Regions from separate parts of the Homo sapiens genome. Here region 2 is linked to region 1. A link is a contact called in ENCODE Hi-C or POLR2A ChIA-PET data. All regions are on one chromosome and are shown on one strand. Each heading gives the region's core, a stretch centred on a gene start or an enhancer-like site at or near the end of the contact. The rest is flanking DNA. Distances are from core to core; before and after follow the strand shown.

Region 1 (5,756 bases), core at 1,292-3,791:
TACTTGAGATTAGGGAGTGGTGATGACTCTTAACAAGCATGCTGCCTTCAAGCATCTGTTTAACAAAGCACATCTTGCACCGCCCTTAATCCATTTAACCCTTAGTGGACACAGCACATGTTTCAGAGAGCACGGGGTTGGGAGTAAGGTTATAGATTAACAGCATCCCAAGGCAGAAGAATTTTTCCTAGTACAGAACAAAATGGAGTCTCCTATGTCTACTTCTTTCTACACAGACACAATAACAATCTGATCCTCTTTCTTTTCCCCACATTTCCCTCTTTTCTATTAAACAAAACCGCCATTGTCATCATGGCCCGTTCTCAATGAGCTGTTGGGTACACCTCCCAGAAGGGGTGGCAGCCGGGCAGAGGGGCTCCTCACTTCCAAGACGGGGTAGCCGGGCAGAGGCGCCCCCCACCTCCCAGACGGGGCGGCTGCCGGGCGGAGACGCTCCTCACTTCCCAGACGGGGCGGCTGCAGGGCGGAGGGGCTCCTCACTTCCCAAATGGGGTGGCTGCTGGGCGGAGGGGTTCCTCACTTCTCAGACTGGGCGGCCGGGGCAGAGGGGCTCCTCACATCCCAGACGGGGTGGCAGCGGGGCAGAGACACTCCTCAGTTCCCAGACGGGGTCACGGCCGGGCAGAGGCGCTCTTCACATCTCAGACGGGGCGGCGGGGCAGAGGTGCTCCCCACATCTCAGACGATGGGCAGCAGGGCAGAGACGCTCCTCACTTCTTAGACGGGATGACGGCCGGGAAGAGGCTCTCCTCACTTCCCAGACTGGGCGGCCGGGCAGAGGGGCTCCTCACATCCCAGACGATGGGTGGCCAGGCAGAGATGCTCCTCACTTCCTAGATGGGGTGGCGGCCGGGCAGAGGCTGCAATCTCGGCACTTTGGGAGGCCAAGGCAGGCGGCTGGGAGGTGGAGGTTGTAGCGAGCTGAGATCACACCACTGCACTCCAGCCTGGGCAACATTGAGCACTGAGTGAGCGAGACTCCGTCTGCAATCCCGGCACCTCGGGAGGCCGAGGCTGGCAGATCACTGGCGGTCAGGAGCTGGAGTCCAGCCCGGCCAACACGGCAAAACCCCGTCTCCACCAAAAAATGCGAAAACCAGTCAGGTGTGGCGGTGCGCGCCTGCAATCCCAGGCACTCGGCAGGCTGAGGCAGGAGAATCAGGCAGGGAGGTTGCAGTGAGCCGAGATGGCTGCAGTACAGTCCAGCCTTGGCTCGGCATCAGAGGGAGACCGTGCAAAGAGGGAGAGGGAGAGGGGGAGGGGGAGGGGGAGGGTATTAATTATTTTAAAACAGAATTGTGGCCAGGCACGATGGCTCATGCCTGTAGCCCCAGCAGTTGGGGAGGCCAAGGCAGGCAGAACACGAGGTTAGGAGATCGAGACCATCCTGGCTAACACGGTGAAACCCCATCTCCACTAAAAATACAAAGAATTAGCCGAGCGTGGTGGCACATGTCTGTCGTCAGAGTTACTCAGGAGGCTGAGGCAGGAGAATCATTTGAACTGAGGAGGCGGAGGTTGCAGTGAGCCAAGATCGCACCACTGCACTCTAGCCTGGGTAACAGAGCAAGACTCCGCCTCAAAAAAAAAGAAAAGATAGTTGCTCTGTGAACAGCTGACTTTCACAGTCTTCGATCGATCTCTCAGACCCACGAATACTTGGACTGCACAGTTGACCTTATCACATTGTTAGGGTAAATGCCATACAAAGGCACCTTCAGACCCTCCATTGCACATAGGTGGCCCCTGCAAGCCCCTTGCCTGTGTGTGTTCTGGAGGTGCCACTGAACTTGGGGACAGCATCAGGAGACACACTTGAAAAAGATATTTTTACTCAGATTAAATTATTAACAAACTTTCAATTTCCTTTAACTTATTAAAGACATCCCTACCTGTAAATAGGTACGGATTAAGCTCTCTAGTCAATAGCTGTCATTCTGTCATATTATCAGATACCCGGGGCTGCTGCTCCTTCAGGCGTCCACAGAATCACAGCATTGTCCAGTATTGAAAGACCTGAAAGATTGCAGTGCCTTCATTTCAACTGTGAGACATGAAATAATTTTCCCAAATCTACAACATTAAGATACGGTGCAATAAGGACCAGATTAAAGGTCTCCAATTTACAACCATGTTCCCTCCATCTCCTTTACTCCTAAACACACTCACACACTCACTTCTGCAAACAATTGTCTTGTCAAGTGGGAAATGAATGCTCTTACAAGGCTCAAACTTGTGAACACATCACTGACCAGCACAGAGCTGGCTCACGATAGGGACCCAGTTAAAGTGTTTTACGTGCAACTGGATCAAATCTTTCAAGTACTAATTTAAAACAATCCTTTAAATAAGGAAATTCTGTTTCAGAAGAGGACCTTCATACAGCATCTCTGACCAGCAACTGATGATACTATTGAACTCAGATGCTGATTGGTTCTCCAACACGAGAGTACCCAAACCAGGAGGAAGGAAATCAGTAACTTCCTCCCCATAATTTGGAATGTGGGTGGAGGGGGATCATAGTTCTCCCTGAGTGAGACTTGCCTGCTCCTCTGGCCCCTGGTCCTGTCCTGTTCTCCAGCATGGTGTGTCTGAAGCTCCCTGGAGGTTCCTACATGGCAAAGCTGACAGTGACACTGATGGTGCTGAGCTCCCCACTGGCTTTGGCTGGGGACACCCGACGTAAGTGCACATTGTGGGTGCTGAGCTACTATGGGGTGGGGAAAATAGGGAGTTTTGTTAACATTGTGCCCAGGCCAGGTGCCTTAAGAAATTGTGACATTTTCTTCAGAGATTGCCCATCTTTATCATGGGATCCCAAATTATTTCCTCCACAAAAGGAGCTTGACTACTTGCCCTCTCCATGAGACTGTGTAAGGGGCCTCCATACAGGTCATTTCTTCTCAAATCTCCACCAATGAAACCTTTTCATCACATGTCCTCAGGGTCTTTAGAGGATTTAGAAATAAGGATGCTAAAATAAATTCCCCATACAGCACTTCCCTTTATTATGTTGACCTATGTCAGACAAAACGAGTTTTTTTCTGAAAATTTTGTGGGAGTCAAGGGAATTCAAAGGGTCTCTCCTAGACAATCCTGTGTTATGCCCTTGACAGAACCTGTGATATTGGCTCCTCTTCCTCATATGTGAGAATGGACCCAGTGGCCTCCCCATTACCTCCTTTCTTTTCTTTCTGAACTCCAATGTTTACCCTGTAATGTATGCAAGGTCTCTGACAGAAGTTATGCTTAGTGCTTTTTCTTATGGGGAAAAATCCTTGGAGCTGAAGCTGAGATCTTTAGTATGTGGAGTCACCCTACAGTTAAAGGGCATCTATGAGGTATTCTTTGGTGCCTAAAGGACTTAAGGCATCCTCTAAAAACCTGGCCCAGGTTAGAGTTTATTACAAATCTTTTTTAACCTTTCTATACTATTTGCTCCTATATCTCCTACATGCTCTAACTAGACATGACAGGAAGAGATTCAACTAACATAGGACAAATTATATGAAATTCTATTTTTGTAAGTCAAAAATAGTCAAATATCAGAAATTTGATAAGGTTAAAACTATATACTCTGTGTGGGGTTACAGAGAGAATGTGGACATTGTTCACATCTCATAGGGCTGAAAGTTAATGATCAAGTCCTGGGAACTCATTGTCTTACTGGGGTCTTGTCCTAAATTTCATAGGTTCACCCGTCATGCCCTCAGCTTTCCTTAATTAGCCATGTCTGCTTACCTCTTCCTCCAGTTTCTCTCTATTTTTCCCCAGCTATGTTGTCATCATATCCAGAAATCCCTAAAGCTTGCACAGATCCTTAGCACTATGAGATCCATTGAAAGAGATAATTTTTTTCTTTTTGAGATAGGGCCTGGCTCTGTCACCCAGGCTGTAATGCAGTGGTCCGATCTAGGCTCACTGCAACCTCTGCCTCCAAGACTCAAGCTATCCTTCCTCCTCAGCCTCCAGAGCAGCGGAGACTACAAGCCCAACTAATTTTGTTGGAGATGAGATTTCTGCCATGTTGCCCAGGGTGGTCTTAAACTCCTGGACTCAAACAATCCTCCTGCCTTGGCCTCCCAGCATGCTAGGATTGTAGGTGTAAGCCACCGCACCCAGGCACGGTGAATTCATTGCCCAGGCAATGAATCTCAATGAAAAATTTCTTTTTTCTTAAATCACTGTTTCTTTATCTGTGAATTCTTCTTCCAATTAGAAGGAGGAGAAAGAAGAAATTTGCCTGTATTTCTCACCGGGAGGAGAAGGATTCTAGTGTGACATCAAATTGAAAGAGTGCTGGAGCTCGAGCCCCTTCTTGCTTTCCAGGATCCTTGCAGTGATCAGTTCCCAGAACCATGGTTTATTAATATAAACCACAGTTATTTTTATCAGCAGCTACTCTGTACTGGGCTCCCTTCTAGGTTCAAATCATTCTATTTGAGTAAGATAGAGAGGGTCCCGACTCTCAAGGTTACACAAGAGTGGAGGAGACAGACACTAACCCAATAAGCATTTAACAAAGAAGAAAATTTCAGAGAGTCATAGTGCACTGAAGAAAAGACATCAGGTTTGTGGAAAAGAGAGAAATGGATTCACCTACTTTAGTTCATATGTCTAGAGAGCCCTACTTGAGAAAGTGACATCCAGCTGAGAAAACAAAATAAGTAGACAGTCGTGAAGATCTAAGGGACGAAAGTTCCAGGGAGACCGAATTGGGGGGGAAGCCCTGGTGTGGGAAATTATGTGCAGGGACAGAAAGAAGGCTAGAGGGACTGAAGTGAGCAAGCAAGGAAATGCAGTGGCAGAAGATGAGGTAGGATGCAGAGAGGAAGTCGGGAGCCTCATATCAGGCTCTGATGTCCATGGTAAGAAACTTGAATTTTATTTTATTTTATTAATTTATTTATTTATCTTATTTATTTTTGAGAGGGAGTTTCATTCTTGTTGCCCAGGCTGGAGTGCAATGGCATGGTCTCAGCTCACTGCAACCTCTGCCTCCCGGGTTCAAGTGATTCTCTTGCCTCAGTCTCCCAAGTAGCTGGGATTACAGGTACCTGCCACCATGCTCAGCTATTTTTTCTGTGTTTTTACTAGAGACAGACTTTCACCATGTTGGCCAGGCTGGTCTTCAACTCCTGACCTCAAGTAATCTGCCCGCCTGAGACTCCCAAAGTGCTGGGATTACAGGCGTGAGCCACTGCGCATGGCCTGAATTTTATTTAAATAGATATGGGAAGCTACTGGATGGTTACAAGGAAAGTCAATTTATATTCTTTTTTTTTAATTTTTTAATTTTTTTTTTTTTTGAGATATAGTCTTGCTCTGTCACCAGGCTGGAGTGCAGTGGCACTATCTCGGCTCACTGCAGCCTCTGCCTTCTGGGTTCAAGAGATTCTCCTGCCTCAGCCTCCCAAGTAGCTGGGATTACAGGAGTGCACCACCACGCCCAGCTAATTTTGGTATTTTTAGTAAAGACAGGGTTTCACCATGTTGGCCAGGATGGTCTTGATCTCTTGACCTCGTGATCCACCTGCCTCAGCCTCCCAGTGTGCTGGGATTACAGGCGTGAGCCACCGTGCCCGGCCTATATTGAATTTTTAAAACTAATTCTAGCTACTCTGTGGGGATTGGATTGTTGGGGTTGACAAGTGGTTAGGAAGACTATTTAGGAGCACAGCAGGGAATCCTCAGGGAAAATAGGCTTGAGTTCACTAGTGATAAAGACAGTGAAA
Region 2 (4,580 bases), core at 1,437-3,936, 160 kb before region 1:
AGATATTTTCTTCCATTCTGTGGGTTGTCTCTTCACTTTGTTGATTGTATCCTTTGTGTTCAGAAGCTTTTTAACTTGATGTAATCCCATTTCTCCATTGGTGCTTTGGTTGCTTGTGTTTGTAGAGTATCACTCAGGAAATTTTTGCCTAGACCAATGTCCTGGAGATTTTCCCTAATGTTTTCTTGTAGTAGTTTCATGGTTTGAGGTCTTAGATTTAAGTCCTTAATCCATTTTGATTTGATTTTTGTATATGATGAGAGAAACGAGTCTAGTTTTATTCTTCTGCATATGAATATCCAGTTTTCCCAGCATCACTTATTGCAGAGACTGTCTTTTCCCCAGTGTATGTTTTTGGCACTTTTGTCAAAAATGAGTGCACTGTAGGCTTGTGGATTTGCTTCTGGGTTCTCTAGTCCATTCCACTGGTCTATACGTCTGTTTTTATGCCAGTACCATGCTGTTTTGGTTACCATAGCTCTGTAGCATAATTTGAAGTCAGTAATGTGATTCTTCTAGTTTTATTCTTTTTGCTTAGGATGGCTTTAGCTATTCTGAGTCTTGTGGTTCCATATAATTTTAAGATTTTTTTCCATTTCTGTGAGAAATGTCATTGGTTGTTTGATAGTGATTGTGTTGAATCTGTAGATTGCTTTGGGTAGTATGGACATTTTAACACTATTGATTCTTCCAAGCCATGAACATGGAACATGTTTCCTTTTTTTATTATAAAAAAATTTCTTGTATTATAGAGATTTCTTATTCTCAATTTCCTTTATTATAGAATTATAATAGAATACAGAATTTATTATAAAAAATTCTTTTATTATAGAGATTTCTTATTCCTCAATTTCTTTTATTATAGAGATTTTTCACTTCATTGGTCAAGTTAATTCCTAGGTATTTCATTTTGTGTGTGGCTATTTTAAATAGAATTACTTTTTAAATTTCTTTTTCACATTGTTCACTATTGGCATATAGAAATTCTACTGATTTTATGTGCTGATTTTCTATCCTGGAACTTTATTGAATTTATCAGTTCTAATAGTATTCTTGTGGAGTCTTTAAGTTTTTATAAATATAGGAGCATATCCTCTGCAAACAAGGATAATTTGACTTCTTCCTTTTAAATTTGGATGCCATTTATATCTTTCTCTTGTCTAATTGCTCTAGCTAGGACTTCCAGTACTATGTTGAATAACAGTGGTGACAGTGGCATCCTTGTCATGTTCCAGATCTTAGAAAAAAGACTTTCAGTTTTTCCCCATTCAGTATGATACTAGCTGTGGGTCTGTCATATATGGCTTTTATTATGTTGAAGTATGTTCTTTATATCCCCAGTTTTTGAGAATTTTTAACATGAAATGATGTTAAATTTTATCAAATGCTTTTTTCAGCATCAATTAAAATGAACATTTTATTTTTATCTTCATTGTGTTGATGTGATGTATCACGTTAATTTGTGTATGTTGAACCATCCTTGCATCCCAGCGATAAATCCCACTTGATTGTTATGAGTGATCTTTCTGATGTATTGTTTAATTCAGTTTACTAATATTTTGTTGAGGATTTTTGCATCAATATTCATCAGAGATATTGGCCTACAGGTTTTTTTTATGTGTCTTTGTCTGGTTTTGGTATCAAGGTAATACTGGGCTCATAGAATGAGTTTAGAAGTATTCCCTCATAAAATACTTGTAGAAGTATTCCCTCCTTCTCTATTTTTTGGAATAATTTGAGTAGGATTGGTATTAGTTCTTCTTTGAATGTTTGGTAGCATTCAGCAGTGAAGTCATCAGGTCCTGGAATTTATTTACTGGTAGACTGTTTATTGTGACTTTGATCTTGTTGTTATTGATCTTTTTAGGTTTTGAGTTATTTCCTGTTTTAATCTTGGTAGGTTGCATGTGTCTAGGACTTTGTCCATTTCTTCTAGGTTTTCCAATTTATAGCATATAGTTGCTCATAGTAGCCACTAATGATCCTTTGAATTTCTGCAGTATCAGTTGTAATGTCTCCTTTTCCATTTATGATTTTATTTATCTGGATCTTCTCTCTTTTTTTCTTAGTTTGTCTTGCTAAAGGTTTGTCAATTTTGTTTAACTTTTCAAAAAAGCAAATTTTTGTTTCATAGATCTTTTGTATTTTTTTCAATTTCATTTATTTCCACTCTGATCTTTACTTTTTCTTTTCTTCAACTAATTTTTGCTTTGGTTTCCTCTTGCTTTTCTAGTTTTTAAGATGCATCATTAGATTGCTAATTTAAAGTTTCTCCTTTTCTGATGTAGGCACTTATAGCTATAAACTTCCTCCTTATTACTGCTTTTGCTGTATCCCATGGGTTTTGGTATGTTGTGTTTTCATTGTCATTTGTTTCAATAAATGTTTCAATTTCCCTCTTAATTTCTTCATTGACCCACTGGTCATTCAGGAGCATATTGTTTAATTTCCATGTATTTTTATAGTTTCCCAAATTTCTCTTCTTATTAATTTCCAGTTTTATTCAACTGGGTTCAGAGAAGATGCTTGAGCAATTTGAGAGGCCAAGGTGGGAGGATTGCTTGAGCTCAGGAGTATGAAACCAGCCTAGGCAACATAGGGAGACCCAGAAGCAGTTCAAATGGGATTGAAAACCATGTACCTGTTGCCTGGACTGTAGAGGGCGTTGCAAGCCTGGTGGAGGTGAGCAAAGGGAGAGATTAGATAAAGCTGAGTACCCAACTTCCAGAGTTGCATATATCATTGAGACCAATAGTTCCACATACAGATTTCATTTAACATCTGTATTTTTAAAGTCAATCACAATAGACTTGTCAGACCATCTTAGAATTATAACCAAGAACAGAAGAAAACAAGATCACTTTTATTGTATTTTAGAACCTTGGGTGACAGTTGATATTGGGAGGGCTTCAAAGCTATAAATGTAGATATAAATAAAAACATAAACAGATTTAGAGGTTTTAGATCACAGTGAATGTGCTAATTTGTAACTCCTTTTAAATTTAACATATGGTAAACAACTCTATTTTGTCATTAAATATCTTTCTAAAACATTGTTTTGAAGGACTGTATATAATTGTGTCATAGTTTGTTACCTAATTATTTAAATTTTGAGGCCAGGTGCAGTGGCTCACACCTGTAATCCCAGCACTTTGGGAGGCCGAGGAGGGCAGATCACCTGAGGTCAGGAGTTCGAGACCAGCCTGGCCACATGGTGAAACCCCGTCTCTACTAAAAATACAAAAATTAGCCAAGCATGGTGGCAGGTGCCTGTAATCCTAGCTACTCGGGAGGCTGAGGAAGGAGAATCGCTTGAACCCAAGAGGCGGAGGTTGCAGTGAGCTGAGATCAAGCCATTGCACTCCAGCCTGGGGGACAAAAGCAAGACTTTGTCTCAAAAAAAAAAATTTTTTTTTTTTTTTGAGTACAGATGGGAATTGACTGAAAGCATTTTTACTGAATTGTTGGTTCTCAACTCCCCTCCTACTCCTACATCTTGGCTCTACTTCCCAACTACAAAATGGAAAGTTTCCTTTTTGGATATATGAGTACACAAAAAAGGAGAATCTTCACATTATGGTGTGTCCAGTCTCTTTTTACATTCCATTTTGTTTTTATTTTATAGAGGTAATATTTTTATAGCCTCATGTAGATTTTTTCATTTTAGTTTGTAAAAAAGAACAATGAGAACACTTGGACACAGGAAGGGGAACATCACACACATGGGGGCCTGTTGTGGGGAGGGGGGAGGAGGGAGGGATAGCATTAGGAGATATACTTAATGTAAATGATGAGTTAATGGGTGCAGCACACCAACATGGCACATGTATACATATGTAACAAACCTGCACGTTGTGTACATGTACCCTAGAACTTAAAGTATAATAAAACATATATATTAAAAAAATAATAAATAAATAAATAAGTCAGCCACTGCACCTGGACAACTATTCTGCTCAAAAAAAAAAAATAAAAAAGTAAACTTAAAGAAAACTTGCAATAAGAATAGTATTTTGTACTTATATATTTTTTTTCCTGAAATTGCACTCATCAGAACTCTTTATCCTTAAGTACTTCAGTGTGTATTTCCTAAGAAAAGGATACATTCTTGTACATAACCAGAATATAGCTACCAACTTCATTAAATTTAATTTTAATAATCTAAACTGTTTGAATTCTCATTGTCATATGAATTTTGTTTGAAAATACAAGCCCAAAATTACACTCCCATCTCTGAACATGTCATGTTTCTTAAATCATTTATGTCTTTATGCTGCATGGTAAATTTTTGTAATTAAAACACTGTATTTTTTTGTGGAATTTATTCCTTACAATTTTATATTTCTACCGGCAGTTTGAATGGTAATTTATCCTACATTCTCTCACCCTTCCCATCTCCCCCTGCTACTATATATTTTATTTGTGCTTCTTAGTAGCTTGGACTGCCAGAGACAAGTGACTCTGCCTCATCATATGCTTCTCATTGGTTGGAGAGATACATATTCATTACTATTAGTTATTTCTTCTAACCAGAGCTTCTGCAAAGCCCCTTTATCATTATCCTTTCTCTTCAATCACAA

What was found. A loop is a pair of places that touch in the nucleus more often than their neighbours do. ChIA-PET counts read pairs that join two places held with the same protein, here RNA polymerase II (POLR2A). Pooled maps may share reads with other maps.
Region 2: a loop to region 1 is called in a map with no recorded cell type, with 4 times the contacts of the local background. The contact joins the enhancer-like site here to the promoter of HLA-DRB5 in region 1. A Hi-C loop is called at or near these places in 6 of 37 single-sample maps with no recorded cell type and 3 of 50 pooled maps. POLR2A ChIA-PET finds 5 or more read pairs at or near these places in 2 of 52 experiments (OCI-LY7 and activated B cell).

The regions. Positions count from the first base shown.
Region 1 is chr6:32,527,072-32,532,827 of GRCh38, reverse strand. It overlaps HLA-DRB5 (major histocompatibility complex, class II, DR beta 5), which reads left to right and starts at 2,541. Exons shown (of 6, transcript NM_002125.4): 1 at 2,541-2,703. The coding sequence starts at 2,604.
Region 2 is chr6:32,690,302-32,694,881 of GRCh38, reverse strand. No RefSeq gene overlaps it. Among named protein-coding and RNA genes, the nearest start is that of HLA-DQB1, 26 kb to the right of the region's middle. Within about 2 kb of position 2,686, at least 2 of the 41 ENCODE cell types and tissues checked have a DNase peak (open chromatin) inside an H3K27ac peak, as active enhancers do.